Linked DNA regions of Homo sapiens: regions 1 and 3 are each linked to region 2. A link is a loop called in an ENCODE intact Hi-C map of the cell type or tissue named here. Cell type or tissue: mammary epithelial cell. All regions are shown on one strand. Each heading gives the region's core, and the rest is flanking DNA. Links, peaks and the distances in the headings are about the cores only.

The links. Hi-C counts contacts between places; a loop is a spot of excess contacts. Peaks named below come from ENCODE experiments on the same cell type or tissue, not always from the same donor. Only the 100,000 strongest peaks of a DNase experiment are listed, where the experiment ranks them.
Region 1: a loop joins it to region 2, with 4 times the contacts of the local background. A loop is called at or near these places in 9 of 110 quality-filtered maps.
Region 3: it touches region 2 in a loop (4-fold over the local background); 10 of 110 quality-filtered maps call a loop at or near these places.

What each region holds. Positions count from the first base shown.
Region 1 is chr12:89,063,601-89,071,626 of GRCh38, forward strand. No RefSeq gene overlaps it. Among named protein-coding and RNA genes, the nearest start is that of LINC02458, 48 kb to the left of the region's middle. In mammary epithelial cell, for the core only: no CTCF peak of the experiment used is centred there; a DNase peak (open chromatin) is centred at 4,071; H3K27ac peaks cover 2,351 bases.
Region 2 is chr12:89,221,629-89,229,654 of GRCh38, forward strand. It overlaps LOC105378255 (a long non-coding RNA gene), which reads left to right and starts at 751. Exons shown (of 2, transcript XR_945169.1): 1 at 751-792. In mammary epithelial cell, for the core only: no CTCF peak of the experiment used is centred there; DNase peaks (open chromatin) are centred at 3,913 and 4,363; H3K27ac peaks cover 1,865 bases.
Region 3 is chr12:89,046,602-89,054,627 of GRCh38, forward strand. No RefSeq gene overlaps it. Among named protein-coding and RNA genes, the nearest start is that of LINC02458, 31 kb to the left of the region's middle. In mammary epithelial cell, for the core only: a CTCF peak has its summit at 4,660 (motif pointing right); a DNase peak (open chromatin) is centred at 4,660.

The DNA of each region.
Region 1 (8,026 bases), core at 1,555-6,554, 160 kb before region 2:
GCATCCAGGTATCATGATAGCTTTATAGTGATTCGGACATGAATTAGAATTGTAGCTTTCCACTTACTAGTTAAATGGCACTGGACAATTTGGCTAATTTCTGGAAGCTTCAATGTCCTTATTCGACACAAGAAAAGAAGGTAATTCCTACTTTGAAAAATGGTGATAATTACATGTATATTCCCTAGCAGTAAATGAATGACAGCTGTCATGATTTTTAGTCCTCTAATCTTCCTAATTATTCCAAGAGACAGACACTATGTAACTGAAAGATAAATCTGTAGCAGAAAGCTACACATAGGACACTATATAGAGCTCTGCCTCTTCACCTCCCTAGTGGCATTCCTTCAGAATTAAGAAAGGAGTGTATCTTTGGGGACAGACTCACATGGGAGAATTTGAAGTAGGCAATTTGTGGACTCATTTTCTATAGAGTTAGCAGAATGTGGGTTATCATCACAGGATGGGTATTGCCGTGCTTCCTGCAATCTTCGAATTGCCGCACTGTGGCATGGTATTAGTATCCTCTCTATGATGGGCTGATTACGAGGTAAAGCTGCATTGGCTGACCGCTCTATCAGGTGTCTGCTCTAATAACTCCAAGCATGATTACTTTTTTAAAAAACAAATAGAGACGTGGAGGAAAAACAAGGAGCCACCAACCAGTAAGCACTTCAAACCACACCACAAAAGACCAGATGTTGCTAGACTGTTTTTATTTGGACAAGTTCTAACTAATCTTCCCTGAGATCAAGCGAAGGATTTAACCAATACCTAGTCACCCAGGGTAATAAAGTTCATGATTATTTAGCAACATGTGGAACTGCGGAGAGTTCTTTTTCGTTTCTCGAGGGAAGGAGTGAGAAGGAAGAAAGAAGGAATATCAAGCTATACAAAGACTAAACTAAAAATTTAAGTAGTTCAATTTTCTTTTCTCCCTATATAACACAGAGAATTGGAGCCATCCCAGTTCCAGTAGTACAAATTGTGTCAAGAACCATGAAAATTTCAGTAGCTATAATTATAACTAGGAAAAACATATAAACATATTTTGAATAGGAGGCTCATATTCTGGTGGTTTAATGAGCAAAAGGCAAACAATAATAATAACAATAACACATTACAGATTGAAATAAGAGCTTTGAGATTTTTTAAACAAGAGAGAGAAAATCACAAAGGAAATGTACCCATTGCAGAAAGAGACACCAAGAAGAGCTGCCATTTAGATTGAGATATAAAGGCTGGAGAGAAGATAGATGTTTCAGGCTGAGGGAAGAGGGTATGAATAGACCTGGGGGAGCTTAGTGTAAGAAAGGGCCTGAGGGAAGAAATCAATAAAGAAGAATGAGTAATAAGGAGAGTGGCAAGATGGGGTGGAAAAATAGTCAAGGCCAACTCATGCAGTGCCTTTGGGTCATGACTCATACTGTTAGTAGAATAAGGAGCCATTGACCAGCTTTTAGAAGGAGAGGCAAGATGTGATTTAGACAATCTTGCATATCAATCAGAGGACAGCTTCTTGAGACAGATTCCTGAGGCTCACGTCTTCGTCTTCGCTTAACAGCTACATATTAGCTGGGTGACCCTTTGTTTCCTCATCTGCAAAGAACAATAATAGGACCTATTCCATTGTTTTGAGACTTAAGTGAATTATTTCATGGGAAGCCCATAGAACAGAGGCTAAGACATAGTAAATACTCAATAAAGGTTATCTATATATATGTAAATATGTATAAGCCATATATATTTATGTTCATGTAAATATATACATAATAATTTTAAATAATATATCTAATGATTTTATTTTTTTAAGTTACTGCACTTGCTGCTGTGTGGACAAAGAATTAGCACACAAGAAAAAAAGAGGAATCAGGAAAACACATTATTTAGTAAGATAAAATAGAAATGCTAAACGTCTAAAATAGAAGGGTGACAGTGGAGATGGCAGGAAGGAGATGGATCAATATATATATTCTGGCCATGAATAAACTGGACCTTTTGATGCATAGGATATGAGATGAGGAGAAGGGAGATCAGGAATCTTAGACCATTCACAATATCCCAAAGGTGGAAACAGCCCAAATGTCCATCAATGGATGAATGAATAAAGAAATTTTGACAGTATATATAAAATGAAATATTATTTGGCTATAAAAAAGAATGAAATACTAATGCATGTTACAACATGGACGAACCTGCAAACATGCTAAGTGAAAGAAGCCAGGGACAAAATATCACAATTTGCATGATTTCATTTATGTAAAATATCCAGAAAAAGTAAATCCATAGAGAAAGAAAATATACTGATGGTTGCCAGGGTCTGGAAGGAGGGGAGGATGAGAACTAACTGCTTAATAAGTATAGAGTTTCCTTTTGGAGTTATGAAAATGTTTTGGAACTAGATAGAGGAAAAATACTGTGATTGGATTAATGCCATTGGATTGTTCACTTTAAAATGATTAATTTGGGGCTGGATGCAGGGGCTCATGCATATAATTCCAATGCTATGGGAGGTCAAGGTGGACAAATCACTTGAGGCCAGGAGTTCAAGACCAGCCTGGGCAACATAGTGAAGTCTTGTCTCTACTAAAATATTGAAAAATTAGCTGGGCATGGTGGTACATGGTTGTAGTCCTAGCTACTTGGGAGGCTGAGTCAAGAGGATTCTTTGAACTGAGGAGTTGGAAGTTACAATAAGCTATGATCAAGCCACTGCCTTTCAGCCTGGGAGAAGAGATACAGAAATACATACAAAATAAAATGATCAATTTTATGTAATGTGAATTTCATCTCTATAAAATTCCATAAAAAAGAATGGATCTTAGGTTTTGTCTTGATCAACTGGATGAAAAGTTTCTCAAGTCAGATGAGGACAGTGAGTTCAGTGCTCTGTTTTGAGCATTTAAGTATGTGATGTTTATAATTTTTACGAGATGCAAGAAATAAGTTACATATACAAGTTTGGAGCTCAGAGGAGATATCAGAACTCGAAGCATAGATTTTAAAACTGTAAAAGTGGATGATATAAGTATCTAAAGGAGATATGTCTAAAGGAGAAAATGTAGGCAAAAGATTTTATTACTATTATTATACTTTAAGTTCTGGGGTACATGCGTAGAACGTGCAGGTTTGTTACATAGGTATAGAAGTGCCATGGTGGTTTGCTGCACCCATCAATCTGTCATCTACATTGGATATTTCTCCTAATGCTATTCCTCCCCTAGCTCCCACCCCCCAATTTTAAAAAGACCTAAGACAAGCTCTGAGAAATGGCAGCATTTAAGAAAATAACCCCACAAAAAACATTGATAAGTAGAAGGAAATTAAGAAAATAACCCTGGAAGCCAAGAGGTAAGCATGTTTCAAGCAGATAGGGTCCCAACTTTGACAAATATTGCTGAGAAGTCAGGTAAGATGAGCGGGGAAGAAGTCCATTGGGTTTGGCAACCTGCAGGCTATTGTAGATTTTAACAAAGAGAATTCCAGTTAGTGAAGATGCAGGAGCACATTGGACTGGGTTGAAAAGTGGAAAGAGGATGGGGAGGAGAGGCAGTTTGTTTGAAGAGCCAGGAATTTTGTGATAAAGGAAAACAAAAAAATATGGCAGGAAACTGTGTATGGTTATGTTAAAGAAAAGACTTAAAAGATAGGAAATACTACATTACAGCATGATTGTACAATAACAGTGAGATATTACCCTTAAGGGAAAGCAGAAATAATTTTAGGAACAAAGCCTTTGATAAGCTAAGCAGTAATGGGACCCAGAGCAGAAGTGAAGAAGAAATATCCTTTCTGGGAGGAGGAGGAACACTTCCCACATTGTGGAAGAAGGAGAGTTTGGATGCAGATATACTAAAATGGCAGGTTTTGTGGTGGGAAGATGAGTGAGTTCATTTCCAATGACTTCTATTTTCTCAATGAAGTATGAGTCTGGGTCATCTGTAGGAGGAGGATGTGTGGGAGATCTGAGGAAAAAGGAGTTGATATGGTACAGTCATCTCATAGAAATGAAGAAACTTTATAGGATTCCTGAGGAGTGCTGAGTGCCCGCTTGAGGTTTCTGAATTCTGAATCAGTCATCTTGGCTTTGTAACTTTCCTCAACAAAGTTTCTGCTTGGGTTTGAGCAAAAAGTAGGGAAGAGTTGAGCAACTTAGAACAGCCTTTATGATTCACCCCAGACCTATCATATTCCTCTTCCTGCTCACTGGCTACTGGGCATTGAATAAAGTTTAATGGGCCTGTCTGTTAAATATAGAAGGAGAGAAACATCAACATCAAGATATTTTATGCCTGGATAGCTGTCAGTGGCAACAAAGTCATACAAAAATCCTTGGGCCTCAACTCACTCAATGCATCCAGTAGGAAGCACAGTCTTGTAGTCACAGTCACAATTGCACTGATGATTGGTTGCCATGGAAATTTCCATGTTAAAAAGGCCAAAGTCGTTTCAGGAACTGAAGTATAGCCTCACTAATTTAGTGTGATCTATATCCACATTAAAGGATAAACAATAGAATCAGTGAAAAGAAATGCAGTTGTGTTCCTTTCCAAGTATGCTGTGATCTAACCATGTAAGCCTAAATTGTGTCAAAATAAGTTCTAAATAAGAGGGACTGAAATTAATTACCTTGTAAAGAAAAGTGAGAAAAGACAAATAAAAAGCTTCATACAGCCTACTGAAATAACAAAAGGAAAATTAGGATAAGAAGAAAGGATGGATTTTCATGGTGCCAGAAAAAGCTTCATATGGATTAAGAAGGAAATTGTAGCAACCAACACTCTGGTTATGGGACTCGATGAATCGTCTGTGTTGTCCTCTGAAAGTCCTCCTGTCTTTGTCTTTCCTCACATCATTTAGCCACATGTCCTCCTCTGCTCCTTGCCATCTGGAAACCACTCTTTCTTCTCATCGTGCTTCAGGTGTCAGTTTAAAAAATTCTCCAGGAACATCTTGCCTTACCTCACTCAGTTTTGTTTATGCCCTGCCTTTTATGGAGAGTAATTTCTGAAGACCATTTATTACTATTATCATTAGGTTTTGAGAAGTTATTATCTAATATCTGCCTTTCTGCTCAACACCATATTCCCAGTTCTTGGTTTATACCTTGCAATCAGAGACCAGTATATAACCATGAAAGGAAAAGAAGGGAGGGAAGAAGGGAGACAGAATATAAAAAAGGGAGGAAGAACAACATGAAGGAAGGGGGGAAGGAAGGAAGCAAGGAAGGAAGGAAGGAAGAAAGGAAGGAAGGAAGTTTTCTTAATCTATAAAAGTTTTCTCCTTTCTTTGAATTCACAGAATATTATTTCTGTACCCTGCATGTAATACTTAAATACTACTCTGATATCTCTCTTGGATTGTGTAATGTGCAAATATTATACACATAGTGGCTACTGAATAATCAGTTAAATGAAAAAGACTCATACCCTTACAAGTAAGAAACTAAGAGGTCCCATATGCTAGACTGGCATCAAACATCCCCCTCAGACATGATAATAATTTATCATCAATTTTTCAGAGTTTTATCTGAAATAGTCTTGAATGTGTGCCTTTCCGTAGAATAATGTCATCCTTAAATGTCCTCATTGGATGTAAAGGTACCAAGAGATTCCTATTTACTTCTTTATCCTTGTTATTCATCACTTATTGATCATTTTTAAAAATTTCTTTTATTTCAATAGTTTTGGGGGTATGGGTGGTTTTGGTTACATGGATTAGTTTTTAAGTGGTGGTTTCTGAGATTTTAGTGTACCCAGCCAAGCAGTGTACACTGTACCCAACATGTAGGCTTTTACCCCTCACTTCCCTCCCAAGCTTCTCCTCAAGTTCCCAAAGTCCATTCATCATCCTTACATTGCATCGTATTTAAACTCTATCAATTTTGAACAACTCATGGTTTTTCAAAGGCCTTTCCTTTCTTTTAACTGCAATATTTTCTGCTCAGGTCAAAATTCTACTCATTACATTCTTCACATTATCCAGGAAGGCTTCTGGTATTTCCACCACTAGCTCTGTTCTACACAATTTATGATATGAGTCCCCAGCTCACTGCAGAACTATGTCTCTTTTATCTTTGTATTTTCAAGGCTTAGTGCATACGTTGAAATCTAGTAGCTACCCCATGAATGTCTGAAACTCAACTCCTGTTTATTATGAAGCTATAACCATTATGGTTTCATAGATTTCACTCAGTCTTACCAAATATTCTCTCCAATAATTCTCCTGGAGAGAATTGTTGTAATTTATAAGATGGCCACATTGTGAGAGGCATAATACCTACCAGAAATAGACTTTTACATTAAATCATCCTTTCTTTTTGAACTTAGCTTGGTTAAACAAGCCTGTATCAGATATTTTACAAAATTATTCATTCCTATAATAATGATATTGAAGCATATCATATCAGTTTCATCCACAAAAAGGGTTATCAGCTTCTATCGTATAACTAAAAATAGTATTAGGTGAACATTTTACAGATAAGAATGCATGCTTTTGGTACAAAGCAAGGTTGATATATTTTATTTCTCATCGTTCTTCTCTTTCTTCCTCACCGTTCCTCTCACCCTACCATTTTTCTTTCCCTTATTCTTCTCCATTTCTCCTGCATTTCCAACTGCCAGTAACATATAAATCCACTTAAAGCAATCATGGGTATTAGTTTCGCTGACGCCTTTTCTAACATGAGGATTTAGGCAGCAGAAAGTATAGATATCGAATGTGGGCTTGTGTTTCCTGGTTCTAAATTACACCAAATCAGAAAAGAATTGCATTTATAAAACTGAGGGGAAACTTTATTGTTTTCTTAACCGGTAAATTAAAATTGTGTATATTTATGGCATACAACGTCATGTTTTGATATATTGTATACACTGAAGAATGGCTAAATCAAGCGAACTTTAGGTTTTAGTAACCCCTGTGTCATCTTTAGTGTCAAATGCAAAAGAAAGAGCCATGAAAAGGGGAAGGGAAAAGATAACACCAAGAGGATTTTCTGCTGGGACATTAAAAGTAGCATGAAGAAAGAGTAAATTACATTTCACTTGACAGTGACAAACCCACTAAGAAGATGAGGTAAAGGCAAGAAAGAGCCATGGCAATGCCGAGTGAAGGTCTAGTAGAAGGGCAGGGTGCCCTTCATCTTTTTGGATGGTGCAGTCTGAGCCATTCCTGCAGAGAGCCATCCTCAAGAAAGCTGTCTGTGACTCAGTGACCCAGCCAGAAATGATGTGTGGGCAAAGCAAACAATTACAGTAAAGAAAATGACTACCCAGAATGTGGTAGTGACAGCAGCACTTACTGGCACCTGTAGTCAGAAAAACTTATTCATTCACCTTTTCAAGTGTTGTTTATGAGGCACCTACTCTACACAAATCATAGGCCCTAAATAGCCATTCTCTTCCAGATTCTTAAAACCTCATATTTTGAGTGTTCCTAAATGGTCTCCTTGTCTCCAGGCTTGCTCTCTGTTCTAGTCTGTCCTACACACAAGGGCCAGGAAATTCTCCCTCCTACACAAGAGTGGTTATAAGCACAGACTCTGGAATTAGACTTCCTGGATTCAAATCCTGGCTCCACAGTATATTAGCCCTATGATCTTAGGCAAGTTACCTAAGCTACCCAAGTTAACAAGTTACCATCTGAGCCCCAGTGTATCAGTCAGCTCAGTTTACGTGGAAGAAACAAAAGTCCCCCACATCTTCAAAGTTTAAAAATAAAGCTTTGTTTCTGGCTCATGTTTATGTCCTTCATGGGTCTGAGCCAATGCTTTGCAACCTCCTCATTCTACAACCAAAGTTAAAGTTGCAGCCCCTCTCTGGATCATGCAAGGCAGTGGCAGAGGGAAACAGTGCAGCTCCATTAAAGCTTTTGCTTGGAAATGTCACATCACACTTTCATTCACATTTCATTTGTGAAAACAAAGAGGCAGGACTGAGAGGGAGGGGCAGAAAGGATGCTGACAATATAATCAACTACATCCAGATTCCTCATCTGGAAATAACTTCCTTACACTTTCCTCCCTGAT
Region 2 (8,026 bases), core at 1,369-6,368:
CCCTTATTTCCTTCAGCAATGGTTTGTAGTTCTCCTTGAAGAAGTCCTTAATGTCCCTTGTAAGTTGTATTCCTAGGTATTTTATTTTCTTTGTAGCAATTGTGAATGGGAGTTCACTCATGATTTGACTCTCTATTATTGGTGTATAGGAATGCTTGTGATTTTTGCACATTAATTTTCTATCCTTAGACTTTGCTGAAGTTGCTTATCAGCTTAAGGAGTTTTGGGGCTGAGATGATGGGGTTTTCTAAATATACAATCATATCATCTGCAAACAGAGACAATTTGACTTCCTATCTCAATACCCTTTATTTCTTTCCCTTGCCTGATTCCCCTGGCCAGAACTTCCAATACTATGTTGAATAGGAGTGGTGAGAGAGGGCATCCTTGTCTTGTGCTGGTTTTCAAAGGGAATGCTTCCAGCTTTTGCTCATCCAGTATGATATTGGTATGGGTTTGTCATAAATAGCTCTTATTATTTTGAGATATGTTCCATCAATGGCTAGTTTATTGAGAGTTTTTAGTTTTGGCCTTTGGATGGGTTTTTTGTGTGGGCATCCTTTTTGTTGATGTTGATGTTATTGCTTTCTGTTTGTTAGTTTTCCTTCTAACAATCAGGCCCCTCTTCTGTAGGTCTGCTTGAGTTTCCTGGAGGTCCACTCCAGACCCTATTTGCCTGGATATCACCAGCAGAGGCTGCAGAACAGCAAAGATTGCTGCTTGCTCCTTCCTGTGGAAGCTTCATCCCAGAGGGGCACCCACCTGATGCCAGCCAGAGCTCTCCTGTATGAGGTGAGGTGTCTGTCAACCCCTGCTGGGAGGTATCTTCCAGTCAGGAGGTATGGGGGTCAGGGACCCACCTGAGGAGGCAGTATGTCCCTTAGCAGAGCTTGAGCGCTGTGCTGAGAGATACTCTGCTCTCTTTGGAGCCAGCAGGCAGGAACGTTTAAGTCTGCTGAAGCTGCACCCACAGCCGCCCCTTCCCCAGGTGCTCTGTCCCAGGGAGATGGGAGTTTTATCTATAAGCCCCTGACTGGGACTGCAGCCTTTCTTTCAGAGATGCCCTGCTCAGTAAGGAGGAATCTAGAGAGGCAGTCTGACAACAGCTGCTTTGCCACACTGTGGTAAGTTACAACCAGTCCGAACTTTCTGGCAGCTTCCTTAACACCGTAAGGGGAAAACCACCTACTCAAGCCTCAGTAATGGTGGATGCCCCTCCCCCAACCAAGCTCAATTGTCCCAGGTCAACTTCAGACTGCTGTGCTGGCAGTGAGAATTTCAAGCCAGTGGTTCTTAGCTTGCTGGGCTCCATGGGAGTGAGACCTGCTGAGCAAGACCACTTGGCTCCCTGGCTTCAGCCCTCTTTCCAGCAGAGTGAACAGTTCTGTCTTGCTGAGGTTCCAGGTGCCACTGAGGTATGAAAAAAAACTCCTGCAGCTAGCTCAGGGTCTGCCCAAACAGCTGCCTAGTTTTGTGCTTGAAACCCAGGGCTCTGGTCATGTAGGCACACAAAAGAATCTCCTGGTCTGCGGGTTGCCCGCCTTCTGCGTTGGTCTCTCTGGGAGCTGCAGACCAGAGCTGTTCCTATTCAGCAATTTTGGCTGTGTCTCAAGCCAATGTTTTAAATTGTAAAATTTCAGTGAAATACACAATTTCCATCAAATGACAATATAAAACTTACAGTCTAAATATATTTAATAGACCTAAAATAAATTGAATATCTATCAAAAATAAAACACTCTAGTGTTAACCAAATGTATAATTACATTCTTTTTTGTCTTTGGTTTTTGATGTTGTTGTTGTTGTTGTTTGCACAACACAGTCTTGCTCTGTCACTTAGGCTGGAGTGCAGTAGCACCTTCATAGCTCACTGCTGCCTCAAATTCCTGGGCTCAATCAATCCTTTTCCACCTTTTCGTCCAAGCTCAAAAATCTTTCTCAACTGCCGTTAAGATCACACTCACTCCCCAACCTGGATAATAACCAATTAAATGCTTCAAATAATCTTTCTCTGTCTTTTGACCAGGGCTTCAACTTCCACTTAAAAACCTGAACTTGACACCTTTTTGCTTTCTTAGTGGAGTTAATTAGGGAATAATTTTAGGCAAAACAAATCCATTGAAACATACAGTGATTATATAGATAGCAAATAGTAAACATTTGCAGAAGACAATGAAATGAAATGTTATACTGCCCACTTGTAGGCATAGTTTTAAGCATCTTACAGAGAAATGAAATTGATTGAATTTTTACAAAAGTCTCATGTGATTAACACCTTCAAGAGTAGAGCCATCTTCAGAGAACCCAGAGTCACGAAGCTCAGAGATTCTCCCCCGGCATTAGGAAGATACCTTTAAATTTAACCCAAAGCTTGCATGGAGTCATCAGAGATCTGCACTTTCTTTCAAAAGAAATCAGCCAAATTATTTTTCTTTCATTTTTTTTATCTCATCATGAAATGAACATTCAATGCTATATATTCCCTCCCACTAATAAGGCTAAAATTTAACCAGAAAGATGTAATCATACTTTTCATTTAATAATGTACTTTATGGATATTTCAGACTCAACCTCGACTAAAATTTCTTCTTTTGTATCTTTGTGATGGTTAATTTTATGTGTCAGCTTAACAAGGCTAAAGGATACTCAGAGAGCAGGTAAAACATTATTTCAGGGTGTGTCTGGGAAAGTGTTTCCAGAAGAGATGAGCATTTGAATCAGTAGGCTGAGAAAGGATGCCTTCACCAATGCAGATGAACACCAGCTAGTCCTTTGAGGGCCCTTTTAAGAAGAAAAAAGGCTGAGGAAGGATGAATTCACCTCTTGGCTTAAGCTGGAACTTCCATCTTCTTCTGCCCTCAGACACCAGTACTTCAGGTTCTCAGGCCTTCAGACTTGGACAGAGACTTACATTATTGCCCTCCCTGCCCCCACCACATTCTCAGGCCTTTGGAATCAGTCTGAGACTTACACATTTGGCTCTCCTGGTTCTCAGGCCTTTGGAGTTGGACTAAATTACACCGCTGGCTTTCCTGGCTCTCCACCTGGCAGATGGTATATCATGGAACTTCTAGGCCTCCATAATCACATAAGCCACATTCTATCAAAAATTCTTTTGTTCTGTTTCTCCAGAGAACTGTGATTAATACAAACATATAGTCCTTTTTCTGTGTAGTAATAGGTATGTATTCTTTCATCTGCCCAGCACCCTTCCCTTTTCTGGCACAGACCCACCCATTCCTATTTCCATCTTCCCTCACGCCACTACATGGTTCCCATGAGAACTGCCAATCACAAGAGCCCATCCACTGTGCAGAGAGGCTGCGTGTGACCTGAGCTGGACCTTCCTGAGTATCTGCAAATTGGGACTTACAAAAACGGGACAATCCTTCTCTGATATCAAGGCTTAGGATCTGAGTCTGAGAAGGAGGTAACCTTGTGGAGGAGGTCTGTAGGAAAACATGTCGAAAAGAAGTGAAAGTTAAAAGAGAGAGAGACTGGAAGGCATGTAAGTCTCTGTTTCCAGTGATCCTGCAGACCCAGTTCTCTCCTTTGCTCTTCCCTTTTGCCTGCACTAAAAGGAGACATTTGAGGTTGCATTTCTGTTACTTGTATGAAAAGGGTCCTATTTAATATAGATTCTCTCATTATTCCTTTCATTAAGGTTAGACTACGAAGAGGAAATCCCAGCCTAATTCATTTTTCATTTGATTAGCATATCTGGACCAAAAAAAAAGTTTAGTTCTAAGAAAATCTGAACCATTGGCCAATTGGTAGTAAGAGCTTCCATCACATCAGAGCTTCCATCCAGGCAGATCTTCACATGCAAAAGCTCTCCTTTGCTCTTCTGGCTCCTGAATATAGATGAGCTCACCAACGTGACCTCACTTCAGAGAGCACTCAGATGAAAGGAAGTGTGATGTCGGTGAGTCAAGGGCAGAGGCGAGACACCCGCCTCTCAACTCAAGTTTCCAGGCAGAGAAAACCAAAGAGGGGGGCCAGGTGCAGTGGCTTACGCCAGTAATCACAGCACTTTGGGAGGCTGAGGTGGGAGGATCACTTGAGCCCAAGTAGTTTGAAACCAGCCTAGGCAACATAGTGAGACCCCATCTCTACCAAAAAAAAAAAAAACTGGGACAAGATTCTAAAACCAGCTCACACTTCAGGCTGGTAACTCATGCTTTTGCTGCCTGTGGAAGTTCAGCCTTGAGGCCCTGAAGCTGACTCCACAAACAGCTCAGCTGCTCCCCTACAGTGCTCATTGCTTTATGCTGCAATAACAGCCACTCCTTTCTCTGGTTTGGGTCCAACAAACAATCCTTCCCTTCTCCTCTAATACCAACCTCTCTGTAGTGAGCTCATGTCCTCCCTCTCTCTTCCTCTCCCTCTGACTCATGGTGCTCAAAGCTTTAAGAAATAAAAACCTGTTGGACCAGCCAGACTGGAATCATCAACTTCAAATGGGCCAGCCCTTCCGTGAAAGGGAATCTCACTTTCATTGTTAGCACCAAGGCTCTGAATTACTTAACCTGGTCATGAAAAGCCCCAAACCCAATTCTTTCTTTCACCAGTTAAAAACAATAGTTGTTATATGTCTTTAAAAGGAAAAGAAAATACACCTTTAGTAAAACAAAATTACCCTGGTATTTCCACATCTCAAAAGCGACGTCATTCATGTAGTTTTAAAACTAAGCAATGAAGTGATTCCTTCTTCCCTGTAGTGTTTTTAAACATAGTTTTGTTTTGTTTTTTGGCTTTGGCTATGAAACAAAATATTTTAAGGGAGCCAAATTCAGAAATATAAGAGCCGTCAGCAGAAGGGATTTAAACACAATCATCTTGAAACTTGAAGCACCAAGCATAAAACCTGTATATTTTATTTTTTCAATAAATATTTACAGAATTTATCATAAAGTGGTTTTCCAGTGGAGAAATAAGGATGAGAAATAAAAATGTGTTACCAAATATTTGTGGTATAAAGGAGTCACTGTTGTCCAAACCAAAAAACAATTCGCTAGATCTCTAATCTCTCAGAATTTTTAAATAAAAACCCGGATTTTTAATCACTTTGCTGAAAAATAAAATCTTTATCTTAGGTATCAGGGCAAATAAAAGCATTTTGGGGGGTGGGGGGGGCTGTCTCTGTCCTCTGTAAGCAGGACCTTTAAAATTGAGTTGATATGTTATTACCTCGCTCTCCCAGACCAAAGATGATTTCATCAAACAATTCTTGACAGACTCAGGTGAAGTTTATTTTGCTTCTGACCCAGTGGTGATGTTCCTGTGAGATCTTGGTACATATAGTTCTTATGATAAATATCTTTAGATTTGTGCAGGAGAGCAGAAGAAAAGAATTTGTTGAGGCAAAATTCCTTGATTTGAATTTGAACCTGCACTCATCATTAGGCAGTCTATAAAACAAGGTGCAATCAAATAAATTGAGCATAGCAATATTTTTTCAGCATTATTGTCCTAACTGGCCAGCGAGCTTTGTGGATGGTTTTAAGTGGTTTGGCTGGTCTTTTCTGTAGAGTAGTTATCCATGAAGAGATGATTAGCTTTCAATTACATGTAATGAATGCTCACTTGGGTTTCTTTGCACAACCCCCTTTTCTTCCCCTATATTCAACCTCTGGGATAATGAACTCTCTATAAACTATCCCAGTACTCAACTAAAAAAAATCATGACAAGGAAATACAATCATATGGCTAGCTCTGTTGGTATTTGGTGAGTTCTTGGGAAAATCATTTTCGCTAAATATTATTGAAAATGCCCTGGCATAAAGCTTGTAATTGGATTGTTTGTAACTCAAAGGACAAATGCTTGAAGAGATGGATACCCCATTCCCCATAATGTGGTTATTTTACATTGCATGCCTATATCAAAACATCTTATGTACCCCATAAACATATATACCTACTATGTACCCATAAAAATTTTTAAAAATTGAAAAAAAAATTAAAGAACAAAAAACATCAGACAATTTAAAAAGAAAAATTTTTAAAAAAAGAAAAGAAAAGAAAATTCCCTGGCAAATTCCAGCCAAAGAAAGATCTAGAAAAAGCTATGGTTTACTACATATTTAAGCTCCTAAATAAAGATGTAGAAATGTAACCCCAGCCTACTGAGGGTTAGGTCTTCCTGTATTTTGAAATGAGAGAGGCCAGGCATGGTGGCTGTAATCTCAACACTTTGGGAGGCCGAGGCAGGAGGATCTTTTGAGCCCAGGAGTCCAAGACCATCCTGCACAACATGATGAGACCTCATCTCTACAAAAAATATTTTTAAAACTTAGCTGGGCGTGTCAGCACATGCCTGTGGTCCCAGACACTCAGAGGCTGAGGTGGGAGAATTGCTTGAGCCCAGGAAGTCAAGGTTGCAGTGAGCAGTGTTCACACCACTGCACTCCAGCCTAGGTGACAGAGCAAGACCTTGTCTCTAAAGACAAATAAATCAATGAAAGAGAGGCAGTGAGTTCTTTAATCATCTTTACATTTTACTTTAAAATTCACTGGCATGGTCCTTCCTGAGATTGATTCACTTCTGATAATGCTTCTTGTAAAGAAAAGCCAAGTAAAATCAAAATTGAGAATAAGATATATTAATGAACTGAAGTAAGTTTGCACAGCTACACAATGACAGAGAAGGGATTTTTAAACCCAAGTCTTTCTGATCCCAGAACCTACATGTGATTTTGCTACTTTGCCTCTTATGAGATAATGTGGATCTGATGCATACACAAGATCTCCAAATGTTTTTTAGCCCCTTTGATTTCTTTTTAAGGATAGTGAGCATTTGCATAGGCACTGCTGAGTGTTTTTGTCAAGGACATAGTACAATCCATTAAGAGAATCCAAGCAAATGAATTTCCAATCTGTCTTCGGTCATTCAGTTCTCTATTCTCCCTATCAATCTAAAGCAGCAAAATCTGATCATTCTTTCTATTCGCCTCTGGAATGTGTTTTTTGTATTTTGAAAATGAGTGCTTCTCATGTTCCAGTAATTCACACCAACTCAAATGTTTTAAACGAAGCCAGACTGTGAAGGAATTTGAGAGGAAGTAGAAAACTGCCAATGATTGCTCCCAACTCATCCCTGCTCACTCCATTCCATGCACAGCTGGCCTGAACATAAAGCACCATCCCAAATTTAGTATAAAATTCATTCTAAAGACTCTTTCATGTCATATCATCATCTAGCTGGATAACAATATGGGCTTTTAATTCCCTTTTCTAAAATTTTACACTATCCAAAAATTAAATCAAAATGTTTCTTCAGAATCTCCTGGTCTCTTTTTTAATTTGATGAAGCTAGCAGCTTGCATCCACTTACCAAAGTGACAAAAACAAGATGAAAAATGAATCTAACTGCTATTTATATACAGCATCACAACATGAGCTGTGTTTTCTAAGTCGGCTGAAAGGGGTGCAATCTTGTTGAGCATGGCCAGCTGCTTTCAAATTTCTTGATAAAAGTTTTCTTCAGGTGATTATCTGTCTTTTGAAGAGAAGGAGCATACTTCAATGCCAATATAGTGTTAACTTAAAATATTTACATGTAACACTCTAAGAGGTTACAATAGTTAACAAAGGAACACTACACAACAATAAAAAGGAGCTAACTACTGATACACACAATAGCACAGAAGAATCTCACAGACATTAAGTTGAGTGAAAGACATGGACTGGGGCCTGAAAAGGGTGGGATTGGGGGGAGGGCGAGCATCAGAAAGAGTAGCTAATGCATGCGGGGCTTAATACCTAAGTGATGGGTTGATCTGTGCAGCAAACCACCATGGCACACATTTACCTATGTAACAAACCTGCACATCCTGCACATGTACCCCTGAACTTAAAATAAAAATTGAAGATTTAAAAAAAACATTGAGTGAAAGAAGCCAGACACCAAAGAATATGTACAGCGTGATTCCATTTAAATGAGCTCTTTCACAGAACTCAAAACTGGTTAACTGGTTATCATAGTGTGGAGGCTAGGAGGGATATTGTCAGGGAAGGGATTGAAGGA
Region 3 (8,026 bases), core at 1,555-6,554, 170 kb before region 2:
CTCCACTCTGCCTGTTGTTTCCCTATACCCACTATTCCTCTTCCTGTCTAGACTATACATTTCTCCTCTGAAGACAGATCCTTATGGATAAGATCAATGCATAGGCACGAATCAGAAAGATTTCTCTCAATTTACAACCATTTTCTTTATCTGAAATGCATCAAAGAAGAAAGACTATTAAAGCCTGCAAGTGTTAGGGTTTTTAAATTTAAAAAAATAATAATAAGGAAAAGCAGGACTCTAGACATCCCATAATGGGAATGGGCAGCTAAAATATAATACTTTGGGTTCATTTTCATATGAACTTGGATAATAAAACAAAGAAATAATAACATGCAATGAAAACACACTCAAATGAGAGAGCCAACCGGGAGATGACTGTCAAAAAAAGTTTGAGAGTTAAAATGGCAGATAGTTTCAAAGCTTTCAGGAAAATCAATTAGAGCCTAAGTGACCTCTAGGACAAGTATCTGGACACTAGCCACTTTACAAATTCCAATCTAGGCGTGAGTAACAAGTGAATTAAACTGCTTAGAGTTCTATCAATAATCAGGAATGTATAGTTTAGATAGATTACCTTAAATTTTAATCAATAATTTTAAAGGGACCCAGTAATCAGCTTCATTACACTCTACCCAGATGAAGTAAGTGGGGTCAACTAACTAAAATATAAAGGAGTTTTCAACTGCTCACCTCTCCTCACAAATGGGTACTCTCCCGACTGACTCTGTGACATTTATACAGCCTGTAATTCTGAACACATCACCTGCTTTAGGAGACCTAGCAGCAACTCCATATGTAGACTTAAGATCTTGTTAAGCACTTGGGCCTGATAGAAACTGACAAAGTCTTTGCCTTACCTGAGATTCCAGCACAGCTGAGCACCCAGGAGATTCCCAGTTGACAAATAGTGAGGGCAAAGAGCAAGCCGGTCCCCAAGCTGAGCTTCCCCCAGGTCCTTCTTTTGATCCACTGGCTTCCCAGCCCATCTGTTTTCATTCTTAGTTTAATTTGATGAGGGAGGTGGTAAAGAAGCACATCATTGCAGATGTCAAACGCATAAGGTAAATAAGAATCCACAGAGTTGCTACCCTCAGCTTTTCTCTAAGTGATCTCAGAGGGCATTATGATTATAACATTAAACCAGGATACCGAGTTTGGGGGCAGCTTATCAGTTAACCATGACATTCCATGAAAAGCGTGGACCAACCAACATTTTGTTAGAACAGACTGACTAATAAAGAGGGAAGGGATAAGACAAAGTGACACTGTTCCCCTGGCTTTTCAAATTATCCAGGGAATAAAAGAAATTGCAGGGCAAATATCCATCCTGAATTAAAAGCTACTCAGGGGATGAGAAACAAATGAAAATCTATTATGCCATAGAAAGAGTCTCCAGAGGCCTAGAGCAATTTTTTTAAATATGAGCCACTGATTAATGACTTTGGCTACAAGGGAATGCCTAGGGAATTAGAGACTTGTAATTTAATTTCCTTCTGGGAGTAGCAAGTCCAGAAGGAGAGGAAGCCACCTTACTAATTGGTATTAGAAAATTGGGGTTAAAGGAAAAAAGAGGAAATAAAGTTGAGTTCAGGAATCTTATGGAGATGATGTCATGTCAAATACAGTCTTCATAGAGATGAGAGCGATAACTGACAGTTACTGAGTGCTTACTATATGCCAAGAACTTCCAAGTGAATTCTGTTCTGTAGCGCAGGTACTACCACATATTTTATCAATTCTGAAACAAAAACACACATACACACAGATTTTAGACATACATATCATTTTCTATACATCATGTCTTTATCTATATATATTTTTATATAAGATTGATGTCACCTTACAATCACTATGGGCCAAAGGGCAGACATGATGTAATTCTCTTGTTGTCTATGAATGCGCAAACTCATATTCCTGTCACTTCAGTTGACTTATGCACATCATTGGCACTGTATATGCCGAGTTTAATTGCTGCTGTTTAAAAATATTTCACACTAAACCAAAGGTTTTTTGACAAGCATAAGATGTGACTTTAAATTTGGTATTAGTAAAGTAAATACTCATTATAAGAAAGAAATTTCATCTTTTTTTCCAAAGCAACAGCCAAATGCTTTATGGGGCACTAAGAAATGAAAGCATCAATAAATAAATGAAGTTGTGCTTCATTTTGTTTCTAGACATATGTAAAATAATTGTCTATTACATGACAAGCAATTCAAGCAAAGGCAGGGATATATGCAAAATAATTGTCTATTTCATGCCAAGCAATGCAAGTGAAGGCAGGAAAAATTGCCAAGTCCCCAGCAATAGATTAATGACATTTCCAAACTCAGAGAGACTGATTTGACTAACTTGTACATGAGCCTGATTTGACTGATTTGTACATCATTAGCAGTGTTATGTTTTGTTTTCTTATTGATACGTAAAATAATGGTGCATCTCCTGTCTGATGGCACTTAGATTCAATAAACTAGAGTACTGCCACATCTTTTTCTTTTCAGACAAGAAAATCAAGACAAAGGCAAGTTACTTGTCCCAAAACCCACAGAAAGTGAACTTTTTAGAGATATTTAGAATTAGTTCAGTCTGATTGCAGAACTTATTATTTTAATCAGTATGAAAAACTACTTTCCAAACATGGAAAGAAGGTTGGCATAATCTTTTGAAAAATTAAGTCAGAGCATGGCATTTCTCTTTCCAATACATTTTCATCTCATGCTGAGTAAAAGTTGAAGTTCTTACAAGGGCTTACTAGGCCTTGCAAGATCTGCAGTTCCCTTCCTGCCTGTTTGCCACTGCCTCTCAACCTCATCTTCTTCTATTCCCCTTCACTCAACTCTACTCCAATCCTATTGACTACTTGCCTTCCCCATGCCACGCTAGCAAATTTGCTCCTACTTCAAATATACTCCTACCTCAGGGCCTTTGCATTTGTTATTCTCACCACTGGGAATACTTCCCCATCACATCTTCACTTGGTCACTTTCTCATTCCTTCATCCCTGACCTATATAAAAATAGCAGAACTCTTGCTCCATCTCATGCCCTGTCTATTCCCTTTAACATGTTCTATCTTCTCCATAGCATATTATTATATGAAATATCATATATATGACTTTGTTCATTTTCTTGTTGATTGCAACAATGTAAGTAAGCTTCAGAAGGCAGGACCTTTGTTTTATACATTTCTGTATCTGTGTAGACAGTAGGCATTCGATAAGTAAATGAAGAAAATGAATGGATCTTCCTCTGACAAGGTCATTCCACTGTCTTTCCCTTCTGTTTTATTGTCAGTCCAGAGAATTATGCAAATTGGAATCTATGGATTATTATTGCTTGTAAATCAGTAATGCTCTTTTTCATCCCATTTGAGAGATTTAAAAGGGTTGACACTCGGGAGGCTGAGGCAGGAGAATGGCATGAACCCGGGAAGCGGAGCTTGCAGTGAGCAGAGATTGTGCCACTGCAGTCCGCAGTCCGGCCTGGGCGACAGAGCGAGACTCCGTCTCAAAAAAAAAAAAAAAAAAAAAAAGGTTGACACTCTTATGATAGAGTGTTTCGAAATGCAGATTTCAGAGCTAGACTACCTGGATTTTAATGCTGGCTCTACCATTTGCCTATGCAATGTCACAAAAGTTACTCAACTCCTCTGAGTCCTCGTTTCCTCATCTGTAAGACTGGGATAATACTAGTGTAGGACTTACACCTGAGGATTCTTATAAGGATTAAATTAAATAATACAGGGATTATTAGCAAGTGCTAAGTATTAAAATATATATATATTTTTGAGACGGAGTCTCACTCTGTCTCTCAGGATGGAGTGCAGTGGCACCATCTCGGCTCACTGCAACCTCTGCCTCCTGGGTTCAAGCAATTCTCCTGCCTCAACCTCCTGAGTAGCTGGGATTATAGGTGCATGCCACCAAGCCCTGGTAATTTTTTTGTATTTTTAGTAGAGACGGGGTTTCACCGTGCTAGCCCCAGGATGGTCTCGAGTTCCTGACCTCGTGATCTGCCTGCCTTGGCCTCCCAAAGTGCTGGGATTACAGGCATGAGCCACCGCGCCCTGCCAATAAAATAATTATTTTTATTGGCAAATTATTTCCAACCTACCTAATAGGAACCGTTAAGAGCAAGACGGTTCTCAATGGGGGAAATTCTTCCTCCAAAGAAGATATTTTCCATGCTAGAGACATTTTGATTATCACAGTTAGGGATGGGGTGCAGGATGTTCCTGTTATCTAGTGGGTAAGAAGACAGGGATGCTGCTAAACATTCTATAATGCACAAGGGGGTCCTCCACAACAAAGCATTGTCACGCCCAATGTCAATAATGTCATTGATGAGAAATCCAGGGAGAGATTATTTGTTTCAATGTACTTCACCCTTCAGTATTCCAGAATAAGTAAGACATGTAAAGGGGAAACGTTTTTGTAAACCACCTCCACTCCATCTGTCATGTTTTGAAATCAGCTTAAAGATGAAAATCCATGCTTATATTACCCTTCTCCAGAGGCCTGGCCTTAAATCTCTCCATACTATTTTCTTTTATGATTCAACCCAAAAGAGATTCAGATTCAGGTGTTGCTGTCCAGACCTCAGGATTCCCAGGCAATTGTACTTGAAGATTCTCGTGTTGGCCTTTTCAGTTCTGCATCAGACCACTAGAGGGTAGAGAAACACTATCAATCATTCAGCATTTGGGTACCTGACAGTTTTCAGTAATACAAATCTTAATAAAATGCTAAATTATTTCTGGCTTATGAAATAAAAACTGCCCAGAACGGCTTTATTAAACACCTCTATATGTACACAGTTTTAGAGGCTGATTCAAGTATTTTACTCTGTCATCACCCTCAAACTCTAAAGTATAGTAGTAATTTAAGTCAATATTATATGTTAAATGGAGGCCTAATAAATGGCCATTGATGATCTTATGACTATTATGATAATATTATGATAATATGTTATGACTATGTTGGTAAAGCTCTTTTTTGATGAAGATTTAATCATGCTGTGACTTAAATCATATCAAATTGATTTAAATGATTCTCCCCACCAGGAATTAAGCAAAAATTGAGAGTGAATTGAAATCTAAAAATGAACTCCAATATGGAATAAGTAGCATTATTTTGTTGAACCCTGACCCAAACGCAGCCCAAAGTATAAACGCTTATTGTCTTATCAATACTTCATTAGGATGAACCTGAATGACTAAACAAATTACAGCATTATCACCAACTATCTAGATATATCTCAATCCCACACACTCAGGTTTGAAATAGAGGCACTGTATTAGTCTGTTTTCATGCTGCTGATAAAAACATACCTGAGACTGGGCAATTTACAAAAGAAAGAGGTTTAATTGACTTACAGTTCCACAGGGCTAGGGAGGCCTCACAATCATGGTGGAAGGCAAAGAGGAGTAAGTCATGTCTTACATGAATGGCAGGAGGCAAAGAGAGAGAGAGAGGTTGTGCAGGGAAACTCCCACTTATAAAACCATCAGATCTCTTGAGCCTTATTCACTATCAGGAGAAAAGCATGTGAAAGACCTGCTTTTCTCACGATAATGATGATTCAGTGATTCAATTACCTCCCACCAGGTCCTTCCCAAAACATGTGGGAATTTGAGATGAGATTTTGGTGAGGACATAGCCAAACCATATCATTCTGCCCCTGGACCCTCCAAAATCTCATGTCCTCACATCTCTAAACTAATCGTGTCTTCCCAACAGTCTCCCTAAGTCTTAATTCATTTCAGCATTAACTAAAAAGTCCACAGTCCAGAGTCTCATCCAAGTCAAGGCAAGTTCCTTCTGCTTATGAGCTTGCAAAATCAAAAGCAAGTTAGTTACTTCCTAGATACAATGGGGGTACAGGCATTGGGTAAATACAGCCATTCCAAATGGGAAAAATTGGGCAAAACAAAGGGGCTACAGGCCCCATGCAAGTCTGAAATCCAACAGGGCAGTCAAATCTTCTCCAAAATGATCTCCTTTGATTCCATGTCTCACATCCAGGTCGTGCTGATGCAAGAGGTGGGTTCCCATGGTCTTGGGCAGCTCTGCACCTATGGTTTTAAAGGGTAAAGCCTCCCTCCTGGCTGCTTTCATGGGCTGCCATTGAGTGTCTACAGCTTTTCCAGGCACATGATGCAAACTATCAGCAGATCTACCATTCTGGGGTATGGAGGAAAGTGGCCCTCTTCTCACAGCTCTACTAGGCAGTGCCCCAGTGGGGACTCTGGGTGGGGGTGCCCACCCCACATTTCCCTTCTGCATTGCGCTAGCAGAGTTTCCCCATGAGTGCCCTGCCCCTGCAGCAAACTTCTGCCTGGACATCCAGGTGTTTCTGTACATCCTCTGAAACCTAGGCAGAGGTTTCCAAACCTCAATATTTGACTTCTGTGCACCCACAGGCTCAACACCACATGGAAGCTGCCAAGACTTGGGGCTTGCACCCTCTGAAGCCACAGCCTGAGCTGTACCTTGGCCCTATTTAGTCACAGCTGGAGTGGCTGGGACACAGGGCACTGAGTCCCTAGGCTGCACACAGCACAGAAACCCTGGGCCTAGCCCAGAAGACTATTTTTTCTTCCTACACCATTGGGCCTGTGATGGGAGGGGCTGCCATGAAGACATCTGACATGCCTGGAGACATTTTCCTCATTGTTTTGGGGATTAACATTCAGCTCCTTGTTACTTACACAAATTTCTGAAGCTGGCTTGAATTTCTCCTTAGAAAATGGGATTTTCTTTTCTGTCACATTGTCAGGCTGCAAATTTTCGAAACTTTCATGCTCTGTTTACCTTTTAAAACTGAATGCCTTTAGCAGCACCCAAGTCACCTCTTGAATCCTTTGATGCTTAGAAATTTCTTCATCAAATACCCTAAATCATCTTTCAAGTTCAAAGTTCCACAAATCTCTAGGGCAGGGGCAAAGTGCCACCAGTCTCTTTGCTAAAATATAACAAGAGTCACTTTTGCTCCAGTTCCCAATGAGTTCATCTCCTTCTGAGACCACCTCAGCCTGGATTTCTTTGTTCATATCATTATCAGCATTTTGGCCAAAGCCACTCAACAAGTCTCTAGGGAGTTCCAAATTTTTCCACATTTTCCTATCTACTTCTGAGCCCTCCAAACTGTTCCAACCTCTGCATGTTACCCAGTTTCAAAGTCACTTCCACATTTTGGGGTATCTTTTCATCAATGTCCCACTCTACTGGTACCAATTTACTGTATTAATCCGCACTCACACTGCTAATAAAGACATACCTGAGACTGGGCAATTTACAAAAGAAAGAGGTTTAATTGACTTACAGTTCCACATGGCTGGGGAGGCCTCACAATCATGGTGACCCACAAGGAGGTGCAAATCATGTCTTACATGGATGGCAGCAGGCAATGAGAGAGAGCTTGAGCAGGAAAACTCTCATTTTTAAAACCATCAGATCTCGTGAACTTATTCACTATCACAAGAACAGCGTGGGAAAGACTCACCCCCATGATTCAATTACCTCCCACCAGGTCCCTCCTGCAACTCATGGGAATTTGAGATGGGATTCGAGTGGGGACACAGCCAAACCATATCAGGCATTGATAAAAAGTTGAAGGAAACTTTGGAGGAAGAAGAGTAAAGAATTAAAGAACAAAGTGGCCAGCTGTTTTCACTTTCAACTAAAAGTTAATAAAAGTGCAGATACAAATACTACAGAAGAGATTCCTAAGCTTATTCCTGACTTACTCCAAGTTATCCATAATTATCTCTAAAGATATTGCAAAATTATATTCAAAAATTATTTTAATTTTCTTTGACTTACACACACATGCACACATAACCACAAATAAACAAAAAGGCTGTGTGAATATTTTGACACACAGCTGTCAAACTGAATGATGCTGTCAATTAGTAAATGAGAGTAGGAATCAATGACTAAGAAATGTTTAAGCATCACACCAGAAAGCATCAGATTTTAGGAGACTGCAAAGAATCGTGATTAACTGTTAAAGTCTGGTATTAG